2 separate regions of the Homo sapiens genome follow, and region 1 is linked to region 2. Evidence: chromatin loops called from intact Hi-C (ENCODE). Cell type or tissue: ascending aorta. All regions are shown on one strand. Each heading gives the region's core, and the rest is flanking DNA. Links, peaks and the distances in the headings are about the cores only.

Evidence for each region. A loop is a pair of places that touch in the nucleus more often than their neighbours do. Peaks named below come from ENCODE experiments on the same cell type or tissue, not always from the same donor. Only the 100,000 strongest peaks of a DNase experiment are listed, where the experiment ranks them.
Region 1: a loop joins it to region 2, with 8 times the contacts of the local background. A loop is called at or near these places in 62 of 110 quality-filtered maps.

What each region holds. Positions count from the first base shown.
Region 1 is chr18:862,091-869,762 of GRCh38, reverse strand. No RefSeq gene overlaps it. Among named protein-coding and RNA genes, the nearest start is that of ADCYAP1, 39 kb to the left of the region's middle. In ascending aorta, for the core only: a CTCF peak has its summit at 4,788 (motif pointing left); a DNase peak (open chromatin) is centred at 4,772.
Region 2 is chr18:958,031-965,702 of GRCh38, reverse strand. All of the region lies in intron 1 of LOC107985165 (a long non-coding RNA gene), which reads right to left. Among named protein-coding and RNA genes, the nearest start is that of LINC01904, 34 kb to the right of the region's middle. In ascending aorta, for the core only: a CTCF peak has its summit at 3,927 (motif pointing right); a DNase peak (open chromatin) is centred at 3,918; H3K4me3 peaks cover 944 bases; H3K27ac peaks cover 428 bases.

The DNA.
Region 1 (7,672 bases), core at 1,846-6,845, 96 kb after region 2:
CTGACACAGGAGAATCTTGAACCCAGGAGGCAGAGGTTGCAGTGAGCCGAGATCACGCCATTGCACTCTAGCCTGGAGGACAAGAGCGAGACTTCGTCTCAAAGAAAAAAAAAAATGAAATGAAATTTTGATACATGCTGTCAACCCTTGAAACCTTGAAACTGTTATGCTAAGTTAAATAAGCCAGACATAGAAAGACGAATATTTTATTATTCTACTTATATTAAGTATCAAGAATAGGCAAATTCATAAAGATAGTAATAATGGTTGTGCAACATTGTAAATGTACTTAATGCGTGGAATTTGTAGAGTTCCTCTTGGAAACTGTGAGTAATTTATCTTTCAGCGGCAATCATTTCCTGAACTGTTGGCCTTACTATACCTCAAATTTTCTATTAATGTATTTCATTTTAGAACAGATCACAACAGAGCACAGAACAGAAATCAACTTACAATTTAATACTAGGTATCACTGTCACTCAGACATTCCCTTAAAGGGAATTTCTTAGCAGCCATATTTGCATGGGACTCTGCTCCCCACTGGGGCCGTTTCTCCCCATGGTTTTTCTTTTCTCAACCTTGGGGTTTCCCATCCCATCCCTCTTTATGTAGCAAAGGAATTTGAGAATGTTCATGGTATTACTTTATTAGAGAGAATGGCTTCATTTTCCTTTTTTCAATCTTCACCAGTCTAAGACTTCCATAACCAAAAGATCCACTAAGATTTTGCCTAAAGAAAAAAACAAACCATCTGCCTCTAAGATAAATGCTGCTACTCCCTACATATGGATAATGTGCAACAACAATTTAATCTTTTAAAGCAAATGTTCTTTCTGTTAAATATATATATTTAGTAAGTACAAAAGCAATCCATGCAGAGAAGGATCCTAAGTACACTACCAATTTAAAACATTAACTAACAGTTTAGGATTTATCATATAAATATTATTAAAGAATGGTATCAATAATAACATTACTATGCAAGAATTAATGGCTTTCTAGAATACCAACAATAAGCAGTAGAAAATAAAATGGTAAATATTCCACTAAAAATAGCCATCAAAGGCTAGATGCGGTGGCTCACACCTGTAATCCTAGCATTTTGGGAGGCCAAAGCGGGTCGATCACTCGAGGTCAGGAGTTCAAGACCAGCCTGACCAATATGGTGAAACCCCATCTCTACTAAAAATACAAAAATTAGCCAGGCATAGTGGCACACACCTGTAATCCCAGCTACTCAGGAGGCTGAGGCAGGAGAATCGCTTGAACCCAGGTGGTGGAGGTTGTAGTGAGCCAAGATCGTGCGCCACTGCACTCCAGCCTGGGCAACAGAGCGAGACTCTGTCTCAGAATAAATAAATAAGTAAATAATCATCAAAGAACATACCTAAGAATAGTCTTAAACAATGCAGAGGAACAATATTAACATGCTCAAAACTCTACTGAGGGCACAATTATTTAAACCTGAATAATAGAGAGGCAAGACATAATACTTGAATGGGAAGTCTCAATAGTGAACCAATATCAATTCTGATATTACGCAAAACAAAACTTTAAAAGCATTTGACATTAGAGAGAGGAAATCCAGCAGACTATTTTCAGATTAACCAGAAAATACTAACATGATGGAATTGCTAGAAAAAAAATTTAAGGAGAAGGATAATGGGAGGAAATACACACTGAGGGCATGATAAAATTACATTCCAGATACTTGTACATCAATATTCATGGCAGCATTATTCACAGGAGCCAAAAGGTGGAAACAATTCAAATACTCACTGACAGATGAATGGATAAACAAAATGTGATATATACATACAACAGAATCTTATCCAGCAATCAGAAAGAATGAGGCTGGGTGCAGTGGCTCACACCTGCAATCCCAGCACTTTGGGAGGCCAAGGTGGAAAGTAGCTTGAGCCCAGGAGCTCGAGACCAGCCTGGGCAATATAGTGAGATCCTGTCTCTACAAATAATAATAATAATAATAAAGAAATGAAATTTTGATACATGCTATCAACCCTTGAAACCTTGAAACTATTATGCTAAGTGAAATAAGGCAAACATAGAAAGACAAATATTTTATTATTCTATTTATATTAAGTATCAAGAATAGGCAAATTCATACAGACTGAAAGTAGAATAGAAATTACCAGGGGCAGTTGGGAAGGAGAATGAGGAGTTATTATTTAATGGGCATAGAGCTTCTGTTTGGGATGATGAAAAAGTTCTGGAAATGGATAGTAGTAACGGATGTACAACATTGTAAATGTACTTAATGCGTGCAATTTGTATAGCTGAAATTTGCTGACAGATCTTAAATGTTCTCACCACAAAACAAAACCAAAAAAAAAAAAAAGGTAAGTAGGTGAGGTGATAGATATGTTGACTAACTTGATTGTGGTAGTCATTTCATAATATATATGTATATCAAATCATGGATCGTACACCTTAAACTTCTACAATTTTGTTTGCCAATTATTTCTCAATAAAGCTGTGGAGGAATAAAAATAGGGATCTGCCAACGACATAAGATTATTGTGAGGACTAAAATTAAACAAGGTGTGTTCCACGGCTATCACAGTCAATTCTTCATCAACATTTTCTTGTACCTTCTCGTCTTTCCTGAGTTCTAGCTGGAGCACTGCAACCTATCAGATATGTAACTAAACTCCTCAAGATGTAGTTTTCCACCTGTAAAATAAGGGATTAGATGATCTTTATTGCTATGTTCGCCTCTAACATTCTCCAAATCAATACAAACACCCCGAAAATTGTCCCTGGGGAAGGGGTCAGAGTACATTCTGATTGCTAGACGTGAATTTGGCACTTAGAATAAGCCCAAGTTGTGGAAGTGATACAGAAAATGTTAATAAGGAACAACAGGAGAATCTGGCTGGGGGCAGTGGCTCACACCTGTAATCCCAGCACTTTGGGAGGCCGAGGCAGGCAGATCACTTGATGCCAGGAGTTCCAGACAAGCCTGGCCAAAATGGTGAAACCCCATCTCTACTGAAAATACAAAAACAAATTAGCCAGGTGTGGTGGCATGCACCAGTAATCTCAGCTACTTGGGAGGTTGAGGCAGGAGAATCTAGAACCCAGGAGGCGGAGGTTGCAGTGAGCCCAGATCGTGCCACTCTACTCCAGCTTGGACGACACAGTGAGACTCTATCAAAAAAAAAAAAGGAATAATAGGAGACTTCAAACATTCCATTTTGGGAGTAGAAAGAGGAGTTCATTGTCAGAATATATGCATCTTACACAAAGGATCATCATTAAAATCAAATTACTCATGAACAATGAGTAGGACTTTGTAATATTTCAATTGCATCAAAACTGTCCTTGAACAAAAAAACGTACTTCCTCCTCCTCCTCCATTCAGGTAAGAGTATAGCCTGTGTCATCCCATGCACTGTGGCATTTGTTCACTGAACTATTGTCCTTCTCAAGAGATGGTTTTTCACCCTAACAAAAATAACTATGAATCATTGATTCTGGGAATATTTTCTCCCTTGCTTTTTTCACAGAACGAATGACAAATTTCCATATATTTACTTCTTAAATAAGCAAAAGTTACCATGAACCTGAAATGGTCTATACTGCAAATGCAAACTGTTGCTTTTTAAATGTCAGTTGGGGGTAACTATGAGTTTCTAATTAGGATCATAATTCTCCTAAGGAAAGGATAATCTCCATGAGTAACAGGGGGAAAAACTTAATCATTCAAGGAAAAACAAATTAATGGGATTTTTGTTTGTTTGTTTGAGACAAGGGTCTCACTCTGTCACCCAGGCTGCAGTGCAGTGGCCCGATCTCAGCTCACTGCAGCCTCGACCTCCTGGGCTCAAAGGATTCTCCTGCCTCAGCCTCTCAAGTAGTTGGGACCTCAGGTGTGCACCACCACACCCAGATAATTTTCAAAAAAAAATTGTATGTTGGCCAGGCATGGTGGCTCACACCTGTAATCCCAGCACTTTGGGAGGCCAAGGCAGGTGGATCACATGTGGTTAGGAGTTCGAGACCAGCCTGGCCAACATGGTGAAACCCTGTCTCTACTAAAAATACAAAAATTAGCTGGCCATGGTGGTGCACATCCATAATCCAAGCTGTTCTGGAGGCTGAGGCAGGAGAATCGCTTGAACCCGCTAGGAGGAAGTTGCAGTGAGCCAAGATGGCACCATTGCACTCCAGCCTGGGCGACAGGGCAAGACTCTGTCTCAAAAAAAAAAAAAAAGGATCACCTGAGGTCAGGAGTTCGAGACCAGCCTGGCCAGCGTGGTGAAACTTCATCTCTACTAAAAGTACAAAAATTAGCAGGGCGTGGTGGCCCACACCTGTAGTCCCAGCTGCTTGGGAGGCTGAGGTAGAGAATCACTTGAACCCAAGAGGCAGAGGCTGCAGCAAGCTGAGATCACACCACTGCATCCCAGCCTAGGTGACACAACAAGATTCCATTTCAGAAAAAAAAATAAATAAAATGAAATAAAATTTTACTAATAATCTTTACAAAATCTAAACTTTGGCTTTACAGTTCCTGGACAATTTTTCAAAAAAAGCCATCACAGCTTTTAGAAAGACAAACAATAGTTTGATGACTTAATGAATTACAGCCTCAACAAAAGCTAAGTAGAAAATTCGGTTACAAGATCTATAATACAGAGAGACCACCTCTGCTGGGCCAACCTAAACGGCTCCGTCAGTCATCCGAGTTCTCTCTGCGGTAACGTTTCCCGGCCTGGAAGCACCACGGCGAGCGGGTTCTGGCACTTACGGTGCAGCACCGTCACCTAGTGGCGTTTTGAAGGACTCACGCATCCAAAACCTCAGTCCTTGGCCTTTCTGGTTTGCCGATCTTTTTAAATTATCAGGACCAAGATGTGATCCTGAAAATACTTCTACCTTATTACAAGGACGGCTGTGATCCGCAGATTGCAATCCATGTAGCAAAGAATCATCATCTATGAAAAAGCCAACCGGGACCAGAAACAGTTTATTCTGTTGAGCAGAAACCTCAATCTTCACATCTTTCACTTAAATATCTCAATTATTTAAACTGCATTGCTTTATTTCCAGCTGCTTCCTATGTATAAAAGATGGCAAAACTGGAATTTAAAGCAGCAGTCTGAAGTGCAACATTTTACAGAAACCTTCATGAGACAGAAAAGAGAACACAAAAATGAAATGGGAAAATACAGCATTTATTTGACCATTATGTATATACTAAATTTGACATCTTGCACCAAAGAGGCACTTGATTATCTCTGAATATAGTTAGAAAAAAGAGACTATGAGATACTTTTCTCCAGGTTTCCTTAGTGGTACGTGAACTTGAACTTTCTAAAAGTTCCTGTTCTTGTCTTGTGTTTGCCTGGACTCATGTACTTTAGATATAAGCTAAAATGACTTTTTTTTTCCGAAGACAGAGTCTCGCTCTGTCACCCAGGCTGGAGTTCAGTGGCACAATCTCAGCTCATGGCAACCTCTGCTTCTTGGATTCAAACGATTCTCCTGCCTCAGCCTCCCAAGTAGCTGGGATTACAGGCGCATGCCACCCCAACCAGCTACTTTGTGTATTGTTAGTAGGGACGGGGGTCTCGCTAGGTTGCTGAGGCTTGTCTCGAACTCCCAGCCTCAAGTGATCCACCCTCCTCAGCCTCCCAAAGTGCTGGGATTACAGGCATGAGCCACTGCACCCGGCCCAAAATGACATTTTTAAAAAGAATCTCCTCACCCTTGAGGACCAATGGCTGAAGAATGAAGCCTGAAGGAGTCTTTGTTGGTTGGTGGATCCCAAGTTAATGGCCAAACTTTGCTCTTCACAATCTATCTCCCAAGTAGTTCATGCATTCTATTCTGCATAAGAGAAGTCTGCAAGTTCTCTACACGGTGATTTTCCACAGAGAAAGACCAGAAAGTAATTTGTAACAACCTTTTATTTGATTAGCATAAGAGTGAATTTGGTAATTTCAAGCAGGAAAAAAAATAGAACTGCTTGAGTCAGTGCCTTAAGAAGAACTCATTCATAAGAAAGAAATCCAACAAGTCGTGTCTGGGTTTAAAAAAACAAAAACCATGAGAGCAAACAACCCTGCTGCAGTCTGAGTCTCTCCCACTTTCTATGTGTAGATGACTCTTCCAGACACTTGCCAGCAGTTACTGGATGATGCCTCATGTTGAAAGTGACCTTGGGCTTTCATAAACCAGGAGATTATAAAAATGGATCTTCGTTCTACAAGAGAAGTTCTGAAAAACTCCTTGCACATCTCAGGCTATTCTTCATTTCTGCACTTCATGAAGGAACAGAGTGTTCCCTGGGAACTCTGGGTAGCCTTGTGGAGAATGAGCTTCCCTGGGCTGCTTGTCCTTATGCTACAGGTCAGAAATACAAAGCATTGCCTGAATTGCCGATGTCACTTGATGGTCAGTCAGTAAAAAAAAAAAGGGTGAGGCCGGGCACCATGGCTCACGCCTGTAATCCCAGCACTCTGGGAGGCCAAGGCAAGCGATCTCAAGAACACCTGAGGTCGGGAGTTCGAGACCAGCCTGGCCAACATGGTGAAACCCTGTCTCTACTAAAAACACAAAAATTAGCCAGGCATGACGGTGCATGCTTGTAATCCCAGCTACTCGGGAGGCTGAGGCAGGAAAATCGCTTCAACCAGGGAGGCGGAGTCTGCAGTGAGCGCAGATCGTGACACTGTTCTCCAGCCTAGGCAACAGAGTGAGACACCATGTCAAAAAAAAGTGAAAAAAATCTTAAATAACTTGTCAGTGCAGAGGTTTCTAATATACATGTGAATGACCAATTCTAGAAACAATTTCTATAATAGTACAGGTGCTAAAGAGAACTAAAGCTGACTCAGGAAATGGCTACACAAAACCTAAGAGCCAAAAAAGGAAGGTTTTTTTGTTATCATTGATCGCGCTCTTCTATTTTTCTTATTCACAAAATTAATAGATGCTTCCTTGGTAGCTTCAAAGTGAGACATTTGCTGCCACTGTTTCCTTTAGGAGAAAAGAGGAAGGAATTTAGTATCACAAAGGAATTTAGAAAATAGTAGCCTCATTCTGGAAATTGCCCGAACCCAGTTTATGAAAAAAGAACCACCATAAAGGCAGGGAACTCCATTTGATTGAAGAAATCACTAATATCAGAATAAAAATTAGAAATCAGCAGCTATGTCATTACTTCTCAAGTGTGCCCAAATATTGTCATTTTAGGGACTAATTATTCTTTTCTCATTATTCTCTTTCTCATTATCATTCTTTTTTCACTAATGATACTTTGTAAAAATACACATTTTGCTTTCAGGTGAGACTCAATATCACTACTTTCATTCTGAATTTTTGAAATGATCTAGAAGCATTTTTATTTTCCCTTAATTTTCCCCAGTGTCATAAGGAATGTCAGATTTCCTTTTGTTGGGCAGCCTTGCCAAAAAGAGACTCTTGAAAGACACGAAGAGAGAGCTGGGAAGGGAAGACACCACGCACATGGCCTAAAGCACATTCCACCTTTTTATTCAAATGCTGCGGCCCTTACACTTTCGCTGTTGTGTCTTGCCATCTGTGTCCTTATTATCATTGGGAACGAAAAGCAAACTCAGGGTCAAGCAGCTGAATCTTTAGGTGTTAGAACAGTCTGGGTCACGCTTTAACCTTTGTCTGA
Region 2 (7,672 bases), core at 1,313-6,312:
GCCTCCCCAGTAGCTGTGATTACAGGCACCCGCCACCACGCCCAGCTAATAATTTGTATTTTTAGTAGAGACAGGATTTCACCATGTTGGCCAGGCTTGTCTCAAACTCCTGACCTCAGGTGATCCGCCTGCCTCGGCCTCCCAAATTGCTGGGATTACAGGCATGAGCCACCATGCTCAGCCTTAAGCTCTTTGAAGGCAAAGGCTATGTCATGAACCTCTTGTTCCTGTACCTACCACTGTATCCTACACTTAACAGGCTAGCTTAGTAGGTTTCTTTTAATATTGGTGGTGGTGCTGCTGATGTGAGTGATTGAGATCAGTTCAAAGTAGAGAAGAAAGAATTAGAGAGTTTGCTCCCTTACTACCAACAAAAAGGTGTGTCTGTATGGATATTATATTATTAAAATTCATTTCAGGAAACATTACACACTAGGAGTCTATAATTCAGAGTCTAGGCTCTCAAACCAGACTAATTACATTTGAAATCCATTTCTATCATTTATGTATTAGCTGGGTGCCCCTATGCATGTTACTTAATTTCTCTGTGCCTCATTTCCCTCTCTGTAAAATGAGAATAATAATAGTAACAAGCCACTCTTGCAAAGACTGTGTGTGTTAAAACATGTAAAGTGCTTAGAAAGGAGTCCAACACATAGTAAGTGTTCAACTAACATTAACTCTGGCTATGATCTTCAGATAATTTTGCCTCAGCACAGTAGTATATAGTCATAGGATTGGCAGAAACAAATTACAGGGTAACAGACCCTGTTCATGGATTTATTTTAAATAATAACTTCCAAGGGGCATCCTTGGTTCAGTACGAATTTAGTTCAATGCTTCATCTATAAAATGATAATTTTGTCAATAAATATTTATTAAGTAGCCAATAATACTTAACAATTAATTGCGTGTCTCTGTCACAAAAATTTGTCTGTCTTCTAGCACACTTAATAAATATTTATTGACAAAATTATTATTTTATAGATGAAGAAGCATCTTCTTCTCTCAAAGAGCTCAGAGTCGAGGGGTGAACCTAGAGCAGTAAATGCAAGGACAAGGGAAAGCACCAAGTATTATGGAACACAAAGAAGGGCTACACCTCCCGTCCTGAAGAGGTGAAAAGGAGTCTCTTGGAAAGGCCACATCTGTACCAAATTTTGAAGTAGCAGTGAGCCAGTTACAGAAGGGAGAGATGATAGAAACAATAATGATGTTAATAATTATAATACCACGTATTCTCATGTGTCTTTACAACTTACAAAATATTGCAATGAAACTGATTGGTAATTGGTCCAAAATGTGAGCACATGAGCTGCACCAGACCAATCAGGGTTCTTTCCTGCCTGAGCTAATGGGGAATTGTGTGTTTATCTGTCTGGTTATAACAAAGGTGAGAAGACAGAGCTGCCTGCTGCCATGTCCAGAGCTGAGTGGAGAAGCAGCTGTCAGGAGAGAATGAAGTTAGCAAGCAGAGGCAGAAATGAGAAAGATCATGTTTGATATGCTGGATCTAGTTGTCCCTAAAGCCAGCTCCCCTTGCCATTACATGCACTGATGATGACAGTAAATACTAATAATAATATTGCTAATGAGCATGTATTGAGAGCTTAATATGTACTAAAGGCTGTGCCAAGCTCCTCACACTGCCAGTAGCACAAAATTCTTTTATAAAATGTGGGCAAATATAGAGCAGTTGCCAGACAAGGAAGAAATCAGCTACTTTAACTGCCTATTTCTTATCAAATTAAATTAAATCTCTGCTTAGCCAACAGCTAAGAACTGTGTCTCACTTAAGCAGCATCACTGGATAGTCAGTATAGACAATGAAATCTGGTTGTTTGGTGCTATTTTTTAAATCTTCTTGCCTTTATTTGTTCTGTAAGTCCAAAGAGGCTTTGTCTAAAGGCAATTATTTATTTTTTTACCAGGTCAATGACTTTTATTAACATGATATAAAAAATTTTAGTGTGATATACAGAAATCTCAGAAAGTAATTGTAAAACATTTTAATGCACTTCTTAAAATCTTAATTTACAAGACATTTTGTCTTACCACCACTGACCTTTCAATACAAAAACTTTACAATTTTTGTTTGCCAATTATTTAAATATAGCCCACTTTTGATCCCTTGCAGACTTGTATTTGGGGGATAAAAGGAGAGATTGGTTCTATAGGATGCTCCTCAACCTGGCATGCTTCCCAATCCATTGTCAACTTACTGCTCACCAGTGCTCTCTGACATCTCCCAGGCCACCAGCCCCACTCCAGCCCCATGCCAAACTCATCTTAAGATAAATGCCTGTACAGTACTCTGCCGGCAATAGCTCCTCAGGTATGAATTTAACTCTGTTCGTCTGTACAGCTCAAACAAGGTGTTACTCTCTAGTAATGTCTGAAGGATCTTTGAAATAGTCCCCCTGTCCTTTTCTCTTGCCAGGTGCAAATTCTTCCTTCATCAGCAAAGACAATTTGCTCTGGGACACGGCTCCAAATTGCCTGCATGCTCATTTATGCTGTGGGAGAACAGCATAAATGCTCCTTTTTCACTGTTCTACTACTTACTGCTGTTGCCAAAGACACCAGAAGCCAAGTCAGTTTCTACACTACACAAAGAATTAGAAAAATAACAACAATACAAACACACAGTGGTTTGGTCCTTAACCGTATTCTGAGTACATATGATTTTAATACAATGTGAATTCTAAAATGTGGCCTGGACAGATAGTTTTATTCCTCTTTTACAGATAACAGAGAGCGCAAACAACTTGTTCAAGGTCATTGGACTGAAAGTGACAGAGCCAGGACTCTGTCCCACATGCAAAGACTCCACGCATCATGCCTATGATACTCAGAGAAGAAGGCTATCATTATAAAGACCTATACTTGATGCTAGAAATTCAAGACGAGCCTGGGCAACATAGCAAGGCTCTCATCTCCACAAAAAAGAAAAAAAATTAAAAATAGGCATAGTGAAGCACACTGGTGGTAGTCTTAGCTACTCAGGAGACTAAGGTGGGAGGATCCCCGAGCCAAGGAGTTTGAGGCTGCAGTGAGCTATGCAAATACCACTGCACTCCAACCTGTGCAACAGAGAAAGACCCCGTCTCTAAGAAAAAAAAAAAAATCCAAATCCCAAAAAAACCTAACCAATAATAAAAATCATTTCAGTTTACAACCTTGGTGGATTTTTCTTTCCTTCATATTCTTTTTGGGATATATGATGCTTGTCTTTAATACATACATATTATGTTTGAAGAAAAACTATTTAATATTTATCCCATTTGGATAAACAGTCCAAAATGTTTCCAAAAATAACAATTCATTCTTATTAAAAGCTCTGTGTGGAGTGAACAGCGGTGGCACTTATGTAAACCATTCCTCATTTCGTACTTGGAAATGAAAAGATAGAAGCAGCACAAACTGTCAGATAGAAAATGTTTTTCCAAAATAAGCCCTTCTGAAATGGCTTTTGGAGTAAAATGTCTGAGTACCCCCCACACTTCACATTCTCGGCAGATAAGTCACAAAACTCCCAAGGGGGAAAAAAAAATGTTTTCTTCTCAGTTCCTTCCCCGGGAGAGATTTTAAATGTTGATCGCATTCTCATTAGAGAAATAGCGTTCATTTGAGAAGAAGAGTTTTCTCATCCTGTTCAAAACGATTCGTGCACAACACAAGAGACTGGAGCAACACAATCATCAGATAAAACCATTTTGGTGGTGTCCCTAGCGCCCTGAAGGAAGAAACAAGGGAAAGACAAGATGACAGGACCCTCACGCGGCCGATCACAGAGGGCTGTGCCACAGAGCAGTTGTGCCCTCTGCATCCGGCACAGAGACAGCCAAAGAACGCTTGCTTTCTTTTTTAACTGAAAAGTTAAAAGTTTTTTAACTGAAAAGTTAAAAACAACGAAATTATGCCGGTGACAGTTCCGATGCTAGCCTCCAGGGGTCGCTGTTAAATTTCGTAGCTACTTCAACCAGCAAGTCTCCAAAGAGCCAAGTCAAAAACATTTTTCTCCAGCCAGAGCTTTCATAACCCTTTCCAAATACAGACAACATCTAATGACAGAATATTTTAGGATCTTAATGTTCCTTGACAGGTCTATTATTACTTTCTGAAACAACCTTGAATATCATGGCTTTTTGCAGTTTTCTTTAATTTCAAGGAGCAAAAAGTGATTTTTTTAATACCTCACAATTAAGAAAGTAACATAACCTGCATGACTTATGAGGCTTCCATTAATAATACTTATTGCTTCTTCCCCTAAAATCCTCTACTTCCCATTTCTATACGATTTATAAACACACAGAAAAGGAAGGATAAATTTGAACATGGACAGAAAGGAGGCCCAGAAAACAACTCAATAGGATTATACCCTCTTCATATATGCATGTATACACATATATAATCTATATAAACAGAATCATATATTTAATCATAAATAGAATCATATAATTTTGCATGTATGTATAAATAGAATATATATAATTTATATAAATATATAGAATATTTGTGGACATAAAAATAGAATTATATATCATATAGTCAGTATCCTCACATATGTATGTGGTCAGGCTGTTAAAAATCTCACAATTATTAACAGATATTAATATATTATTTTTAAATTAACAGCGAGTATACAAAAGTAGCAAGATAATTTAATCTCAGTATCACTAATTACCAAGGACACTTAAGCAACCAAAAACTGAGCAGTCATTTTAAACATAAGTGTATTTACATTTATTTCTGGTCCATAACAACTTTTTCCCAACTGTATTCCCTTGTCAAAGAAGTTTTGAAATGCTACAAACCATTCCTCACTTTTGGAAAGGTAAAATGCACAGAGAGAAATCTGTTAAACTTTGTTTATTCAACCTAGCATTTCTCAAACTTATTTGAGCACCAAACATATTCTTCATTGACTACCTTTTAATTTCTCATGCAATGTATTATAATAAACTATAAAAACAGCATTATAAATACAGTTTGGAAAATACTGGCCTAGGGTATTCTTGCTAAGAATATTTAAGAATTTGTGAATACTGTATATAAATATTTATTTTGTTCTTGATTCTCAAAGTTTCTTTTGGGAAATTATTTTATTATCCAGAGAATCTATGTCAGTATATATTGTAATCTAAATTTGTCCGTTTCTTCTCCATGTATCATGCTGTAATGCTATAAAAATTCACACTTGTGTACTAAGCTTTATCAATTCCACATAATGGTAATATTTTATATTCCTCCAAAATAAGCTGGAAGTATACTGCAGGTATTTTGTAACACATTTTTTCTATCACTACTGTGACACAGGTGGAAATTAATTGTTCCATTTCACAGATGTAGAAAAAGCATCTTAGAGAGTGAGTCACAAGCAAAGTTGGAAATAAAACTCATTTATTGAGCCTTCAGAATGTAATTTTTCATCCAGGTGGCAATGTTCCTCTACGAATTAAAAGCATGATTCTCTCTGTGTGTGGCCATCTTCTTGGGAAAAAGTAAAATAAAATAAAGAACAAGTGAAAAGCACTCTTGATGGAATCTTCTCCACAATAGAAATGTTTGATCCAGGATCTTTCCCACAGGATTCTGATAAGAAGCTAAGGGAGCACCGCCGAGAGCCGGGGAGAGAGCACGTGGTGATATAATTCTAATGGTGAGCCAAAGAGCATAGTATCATTCATCAGTGTCCAACTATCCACTTCCTTTCAAAGAATTACAACTGGAGTTTGCATAGTCATTTGCCCTAGGCCACAAAATGAAATACACAGCAGCCAAATAAGTTGAAATAATTTCAAATCTCTTAAAATAATTTAATCTTCTGCATTCATTGAGTATACTTTAAAAAGTTAATGATTATTAAATCATAGTTATTGTTGCTGTTCTCACTTTCAAATGGTTTGGAGGCTGTCTTTTCAGGAAAAGCTTCCTAATCACTTTCCCAGTTCCTTACATCCTCCTGCATACACACAAACACACACACACACACAGACACACACACAGACACACACACACAGTTATTTTTCAGTCCCTGCCAGGACATTGTCATTCCTTTCAAAAAAAAAAAAAAAATCAGCCTGGCATGGTGGCTCATGCCTGTAATCCCAGCACTTTGGGAGGCCGAGGTGGGTGGATCACCTGAGGTCAGGAGTTCAAGACCAGCCTGGTCAACATGGTGAAACCCCGTCTCTACTAAAAATACAAAAATTAGCCGGGTGTGGTGGTACACACCTGTAATCCCAGCTATTCGGAAGGCTGAGGCAGGAGAATTGCTCCAACCCAGGAGGCAGAGGTTGCGGTGAGCCAAGATCGCGCCACTGCACTCCAGCCTGGGCGACAGAGCAAGACTTTGTCTCAAAAAAAAAAAAAAAAAAAAAAACGCAAAACTACTGGATTTTTTTTTCTTTCATAACATTTTTACTTTTAACATTTAACCTTGCCTCCTGGCGCATTTTGCTCAGCAGAAATGTTTCTTTGGGCAAAGTCATTTGTGTCTCCTTTTTCAACATAATGACAGCAAAGCATGCTATCCCCAAAGTTTCCATTTCCACATTTAGAACGAATTAGCCCTCGGCTGTAAGATTAGGCTAATACTTGGCCAATTCTGTTACTACTCAAAGAGAATTTAAGGATCCATAGACTAATGTTCAAGCTGGAGTAGTGTTCAGTTCTTCTATCAACGGTGCTCACCTGCCTTTACGATGCCTCTTAGGAACTGAAGTCTAGTCCCAGAATCTGAGCACAGGGCTGGGCTCTTCCACTCTTGCCTGCTCAGCCCTCCCAGTTGCCACTCCCTGTCTTCAAGCTTTCCGGCATATTTCCATCATCTGTCACCCACTGCTGTGTCCCTGTGCTTTGCCAGATCATCCAGATCATTTCACTTTGCCAGCTTCCAGGCATGCTCCTCAGAGACCCAGCCGCCCTGAATGCCATATCTGCTTTCCAGATCTTTCCTTGGCCACCTTTACAGTCCATCAAAGTACTACTAATTCCAAGCACTTGAGTATCAGCATCCAAAAATGTTCACCTGTTCCAGAAACACTGAGAATCTGGAAGAACAAGAGACTGGAAGTTTCACTAGCAGGACAGTAGACACCCCCAGCACCACGTATAGAAAAGATGATGCACACATACAGAAAGAAAGACTGAGTCCCTGTCACCTCAGACAGACACCTCCCACACCAACCTCTCCTCCCTCCCTGTGAAACTCACCTCCCAGTCACCAAGGAGAGAAGCCAAATCGTCAGATTGAAGTTTGGTTGTCCATAGTGCAAACTTTAGATCCAGATTGTCTTGGTTCCATCCCATGTCCATGACTTACTAACTATATAATCTTTGCAAAGTTACTTGGCTTTTCTAAACCTCAGTGTTCACATTGTTAAAATGACAGGAATAATAATTTACCCAATTAGGTTTCTCTAAGTCCTAATGAGGCAATCCACATAAGACAATGAGCAAGTACTGAGGCTGCAGTTGACATTAGATAAATGGTAACTAGCTAGTAGTATTAAGCCCTTTTTCATTACACCCAAACAGAGAAATAAGAAATAAACAAAAAACTGGTGCCTGAGAATTTCAAAAAAGACTGTGCCCAACTGTTGTATTTTTTCCCTTTCCCTTTTATGCCTCACTGTGATCATGCTTGCTAGTGACAGCTCGCCCATGA